Linked DNA regions of Homo sapiens: region 2 is linked to region 1. A link is a contact called in ENCODE Hi-C or POLR2A ChIA-PET data. All regions are on one chromosome and are shown on one strand. Each heading gives the region's core, a stretch centred on a gene start or an enhancer-like site at or near the end of the contact. The rest is flanking DNA. Distances are from core to core; before and after follow the strand shown. Region 1 holds the start of TST (thiosulfate sulfurtransferase). Region 2 holds the start of IL2RB (interleukin 2 receptor subunit beta).

Region 1 (3,029 bases), core at 107-2,606:
CCTGTGGTCCCACCTACTTGGGAGGCTAAGGTGGGAGGATCGCTTGAGCCTGGGAGGCGGAGGTTGCAGTGAGCTGAGATGGCGCCACTGCACTCCAGTCTGGGCCACAGAACCACAGCCTGTCTCAAAAAACAAAACAAAACAAAAGGTCAGGGTTGGGAAACAGGGAAAGCTTCCAGGCTGGCCTCTGCAAAAGCTAGGGAGGGGCAATGGTGTCCCCCAGTTTGCAAGAGCCCATGGCGAGCTTTTCAGGAATTTTGCCAACTGGTTGTTAAATACAGCTATTATTAAAAATTGAATTACATCAACTTATGATTAAACGGGCTAAGTTCAAAACAGGCAATTTTTTAAAAAGCATGAACCTTCAGGGAAGAGCCAGGTAAACAAAGGCAGCTGGTACCACGTGGGCTTCAGACCAGGGATCAGGCCCGGCCTCAACTCTGGGTGTGTCCTCCAGCAACTCGCTCTGCCGCTCTCTCCTGTCTTAGTAAGTTTCTGGCCTACTCCTCAGGGTTATTGTGGGAATTAAGTCACACCACGGGAGTACCCAGCAAAGTGCCACACCAAGCAGGGCTGGACAATGTTAGTTCCTTTCACTCACTAACAAGTTATTGGCTAGTGTCTCTTCCTGGGGCCTCTGGGTCAGCGGGGTCTCGTCTCCCTGTCCTCCTCTCTCTCCCCCGCCCTCTCTGGTGCCACCAGGTCACCCACTTCCACCCAAGGCTCCCCACCCGCCACTCGCCACGACCCCACCCGGCAGGCCGCCCCAAGCGGACAGTCACCCTTAGTGCCAACGTAGCGGCGCGCCTTCTCTCCTAGACTAAGCCCCCTCTTCCGCCCAGGTCCCGCGCGGGAGCCCCGCGCCGAGCACCCCCAAAGAGCCACTCCCTCCCCCTCCAGAAAGGCAAGCCGCCACGCCGCGGCAGTTACCCGGGTCTCGGACTCCCGGCTTCCTGGCTCCGCCATGGCCCCCGCGGCGCGGCGCCCCCTCCCCGCGCCCGCAGCTGTCCCCTCCTCCCGCCACCAACCTGCAGCGGACCAAAGGGAGGAGACTCCGGCACAGCCCACCGCCGCGGCCACTCGGAGCCGCTGCTGCCCGCGCCTTCCACTGGCCGGGCCGTGGGGGTACGCCCGCTCCGCCCAGCCCAGGCCCGCGCGGCCCCCGCGCCACCCGGCGTCCCCCTCAGACCCCCGCGGGTCCCGGAGGCCCCGCGCGCGAGGTTGGCAGGTGCCGGGCGCGAAGCGGCCGCGCGGGGGAGGCGCGGGATGGCGGCGGGCGGCGCAGGGTCCCCCTCTGGCGGTGGCGCGATGGTGCGCGCCGCCTGGGGAGCTGCGGCCGGGGGTTTGAACCGGCCAACTTCTCCAGCCGGCCGGGGCGAGCGCCAGCGCGGCGTCCGGGGCGAGTGAGTGCGGGGCGGGGGCAGCGGCCGGGCGCCTGGGCCGCCGGTCGGGCCACCTGCTGCCCGGGGAAGGATAGCGTTGCGAGAGTGGGACGGGGTGCCCCGGGAACCCCTGATCCACCTAGGGCAGAGGGCAGCGAGCTACGGGCCGGACTCGGGCACTCTGGAGGCGGGCGAGCTCGGGCTGCCTGGGGAGGCCGCAGGCGATGGCGTGTGCGCGGCTCGCGGAGCTTCCTAGCCGTGCGCCCACCCCCTCTGCCTTGGAAGGAAAGGGGATTCTAAGCCCAAGATGCCATCGCCCCCCATCCCGGGCATGCTTTCATTGCTCTTTCCTGGCGGGATCGAGTACTGTAACTTCTAGGAGCCAGATCCCCGCCCCAGGAAGCGCCCCTACTTGGAGTCCTCGGAAACTCTTGCCCCACCCGCTTCTGCGCTGGGCCCCCGGGCCGGCTGGGAGGGGCGGGGCCGGCTTTCCAGAGGGAATCTGCAAACTTATCCCGCTGCACGCCCCAGCCTCGCTGGCTTGCTGTAAACAAGGAACCCGGGGGAGTGCGGAGGGAGAAAGAGCTTCTCCCAGGCCTCACCCTACTGCACACACCGACTTCCTTCCTCACGCCTGTCTCTCTTTCCTGGTTCCCACCCGTGCCAGGTGACACGCAGAGCTGAAGCCATGGTTCATCAGGTGCTCTACCGGGCGCTGGTCTCCACCAAGTGGCTGGCGGAGTCCATCAGGACTGGCAAGCTGGGGCCCGGCCTGCGGGTGCTGGACGCGTCCTGGTACTCACCAGGCACCCGAGAGGCCCGCAAGGAGTACCTCGAGCGCCACGTACCCGGCGCCTCTTTCTTTGACATAGAAGAGTGCCGGGACACGGCGTCGCCCTACGAGATGATGCTGCCCAGCGAGGCTGGCTTCGCCGAGTATGTGGGCCGCCTGGGCATCAGCAACCACACGCACGTGGTGGTGTATGATGGTGAACACCTGGGCAGCTTCTATGCTCCCCGGGTCTGGTGGATGTTCCGTGTGTTTGGCCACCGCACCGTATCAGTGCTCAATGGTGGCTTCCGGAACTGGCTGAAGGAGGGCCACCCGGTGACATCCGAGCCCTCACGCCCAGAACCGGCCGTCTTCAAAGCCACACTGGACCGCTCCCTGCTCAAGACCTACGAGCAGGTGCTGGAGAACCTTGAATCTAAGAGGTTCCAGCTGGTGGATTCAAGGTCTCAAGGGCGGTTCCTGGGCACCGAGCCGGAGCCGGATGCAGTAGGTAGGTGTCCCAGTGCTGGGTGGTCCCTGGGGAGTATTGCCCCATGGAAGGATAGGGAGTAAGGATGACTGGGACCCTCTCCAGGGTCCGTCCCATGCCTTCAATCCTCCCATGTAGGCCTCAGTCTTTCCATCGATAAAACCAGAAAGTGGAGACAAACCTAAAGGCTTTTTCAGCTTGGATGCACAAGGACCCAAGAATGTGTCCTCATAGCCATGTGCTAAGAAGCCACCTAGCATCTGTGTGAGCAGAAGTCACTGGTGACATGTCCACCACCTCCACTCCCAGGCACCAGCTGCCCCACATGTACTAGGATATACCTAAGGGTGTCATGCCCCTGAGCCAGCGTTTGCATTGCTGTACA
Region 2 (3,033 bases), core at 455-2,954, 130 kb before region 1:
GCAATACCCCACCAGCACATGCAACCAAAGCAGAAATGATAGATGAGATCACATCAAGTTAAAAGGCTTCTACACAGCAAAGGATGCAATCAGCAAAGTGAAGAGACAACCCACAGAATGGGAGAAAATATTTGCAAACTATCTGACAAGGGATTAATAACTGGACTAGATAAGGAGCTCAAACATCTTTATGGAAAAAAATTATAGAAATCCCATCAAAAATTGGGCAAATGATCTGAATAGACAGTTCTCAAAAGAAAACATATAAGTTTATGAAAAGGTGCTCAACATCATTGATCATCAGAGAAATGCATGTCAAAACTACAATGAGATATTATCTCACCTCAGTTAAAATGACTTTTATCCAAAAGGCAGGCAATAATGAATGCTGGTGAGGGTGGGGAGAAAAGGGAACTCTCGTACACTGTTGGTGGGAATGTAAATTAGTACAACCACTATAAAGAACAGTTTGAAGAGTCCTCAAAACACTAAAAATAGAACTACTATATGATCCAGCAATCCCACTGCTGAGTATATACCCAGAAGAAAGGAAATCAGTATATGGAAGAGACATCTGCATTCCCACATTTGTTGCAGCACTGTTCACAATACCCAGGATTTGGAAGCAACCTAAGTGCCCATCAACAGATGAATGAATAAAGAAAATGTGGTACATATATGCAATGGAGTACTATTCAGCCATGAAAAAGAATGAGATCCTGTCTTTGCAACCACATGTTTGAAACTGGAGGTCATTATGTTAAGTGAAACAGGCCAGGCACAAAAAGACAAAGCTCACATGTTCTCACTTATTTGTGGGAGCTAAAAATTAAAACAATTGAATTCATGGAAATGGGAAGGGCAGTGATGGAGATGGGAAGGGCAGTGGGGGTTGGAGGGGTGGGGATTGTTGTTGGGTACGAAAACAGAATTAGATCGAATGAATAAGATCTAGTATTTGATAGCATAACAGGGTGACTTTAGTCAACAATAATTTATTGTACATTTAAAAATAACTAAAAGAGTATACTTGGATTTTAACACAAAGAAAGGATAAATACTTGAGGTGATGGATACCCCATTTACCCTGATGTGATTATTATACATTGTATGCCTGTATCAAAATAGCTCATGTGCCTCATGAATATAGACACCTACCACATGCCCACAAAATTAAAAACTAAAAAAAACAGTCATCTCTGAATGCTAAACGGAGTAAGGGGCTTCCTGGAAGGCTGGGTGAAATGGGAGTCTCGGAAAGATGGTGTGTTGCAGGCTGGGAGGAGGGTGAGACGCTGGGGTCACCTAGAGGGACCTGCTTGTGTGAAGCCTACGTATTAGTGGGTATGTGTGTGACCGGATGGAGGCGTCAGAGGTGTTGGGTAGCCTGTGTGAGTTGGCGTGGGGGTGATGTAGGAGGGGAGAGAGGGAGGGCCTGCGTTCCCTTGGCTCCTGTGTGCAGCTAGGCCCCTATTTGACAATGTGTGTCTGTGTGTGTGTGTGTGTGTGTGTGTGTGTGTGTGTGTGTGTGTGCCGCCCCCAGCGTAGGAGGCAGATCTTTATCTGGCCCTGGGTGCTTGAGGAGTTTCAGGCTTTCTCATAAGCCTCGTCTCCCCGCCTCTCCACCCCAGGCCTTGCCCCTCTATCCTCTGCACAGGAAGTGGGCTGGCTCTGGGCTTTTAGTCTTTGCGGCCCCAGCAGCCAGAGCTCAGCAGGGCCCTGGAGAGATGGCCACGGTCCCAGCACCGGGGAGGACTGGAGAGCGCGCGCTGCCACCGCCCCATGTCTCAGCCAGGTGATGTCCCCCTGCCTCCCTCCCGGCCCCTGTGGACCAGCCAGAGGGCTGGGAGTGAAAGTCACAGAGAAGACTTTCAGCTCTGACTCAGTTCCCCCAGCAGTTTCTGCCTGAACTCCCATCCCCCAACTTTGTCTTAGAATTCCCCTAGGGAGGGGTTGGGCCCAGCTCTCATGGCTCCTGGCTGGAGGAAAAAGCGGTCCCCAGTCCCAGGTCAGCTCTCCTTCCCAACCCATTCAGGGGAGGCTAGGGACTGCTGTGGGATGAGGGGCTTCCCTGGGCTCTGTGTGCTGGGCCCCCAACCCGGAGAGGTGGAGAAGGGATGGGTGGATAGCCTGGGTGCCCGGAGAGGGTACGGGATATGGGGTGGGACAGGCGGGAGCCCCCTCCTGACCTCTGTGGAGTGGGGCCCATATACCGGGGGAGGCAGCCCTGTGTTGCGTGCTCATCAGGAGGCTTGTGGAGTAAGTGGGGACAGAAGGGTCCCCTTGGAGAGCCATCTATGAAGTGAAGTTGCTGCGAGGCCTCTGGGAGCCCCAGGCTGGAGGCAGAGCCCTGGGTTTGAGTCTGGGTTTGTCCCTCCCTTGGCTGCATGACTGGACAGGTCAGAAGCATCTCCGGACATTGGGGATGGGACCCTATCTTTGGGGCTGCCTGGAGCTCATGCTCTCTCCTCTCCTGGGGGCCGAAGCCTCCCACTCTTAACTGTGTTTGTAGCACCTCGGGGGAGGGAGGTGGAGTGAGGAGCTGAGCTATCCCCAAGGGTCCCCTTCCTTCCCCCACAGCCAGGGTCCCGCACCCAGCTGGAGAAGCCCCTGAAGTTAAATAGCAAGAGACAAGCACTGTGTATGGGAGCAGGGGGGTGGCAGGTGGAGGTGGCCAGAGAGGACGAGGGGACATAGGCCCCATTGAGTTCAGAGGTCAAGTTGGATGAACCATGGGCTCCCGAGCTCCTGCTTTACCACCCTGCCCCAGCCACCATATACCCCTGATGGCAGCAGGGGCCCCGAACTGCACCTGACCAGGTTCAAATCCCAGCTCTATGCCCTTCTCGCCTGGGTGAGAGGTTGACCCGTTTCTTAGTCTCCTCATTTGGCAAAAAGGAGGCATACTAGAGCCTCCTCATGGGGCTGTAGGGAGGGCTAAAAGCTGAACTACCCCCGAGCGCTCAGGGCAGGCAGTGTAGGCAGAGAGAGAGCAGGCACCAGTCCCTGTCCCCAGCAGCATCTCTCTGAAAA

The links. Hi-C counts contacts between places; a loop is a spot of excess contacts on that map. ChIA-PET counts read pairs that join two places held with the same protein, here RNA polymerase II (POLR2A). Pooled maps may share reads with other maps.
Region 2: a loop to region 1 is called in a pooled map, with 3 times the contacts of the local background. The contact joins the promoter of IL2RB here to the promoter of TST in region 1. A Hi-C loop is called at or near these places in 2 of 50 pooled maps. POLR2A ChIA-PET finds 5 or more read pairs at or near these places in 4 of 52 experiments (H1, HepG2, activated CD4-positive, alpha-beta T cell and 1 more).

Annotation. Positions count from the first base shown.
Region 1 is chr22:37,017,774-37,020,802 of GRCh38, reverse strand. TST (thiosulfate sulfurtransferase) reads left to right here and starts at 1,356. Exons shown (of 3, transcript NM_003312.6): 1 at 1,356-1,403; 2 at 2,050-2,665. The coding sequence starts at 2,071. It overlaps MPST (mercaptopyruvate sulfurtransferase), which reads right to left and starts at 1,061. Exons shown (of 3, transcript NM_021126.8): 1 at 931-1,061. The coding sequence starts at 966. RefSeq lists silencers at 745-1,064, 1,075-1,194, 1,225-1,614, 1,775-1,834 and enhancers at 1,308-1,809, 1,838-2,813.
Region 2 is chr22:37,148,587-37,151,619 of GRCh38, reverse strand. It overlaps IL2RB (interleukin 2 receptor subunit beta), which reads left to right and starts at 1,704. Exons shown (of 10, transcript NM_000878.5): 1 at 1,704-1,795. RefSeq lists enhancers at 1,334-1,445, 1,528-1,559, 1,642-1,664 and a promoter at 839-1,794.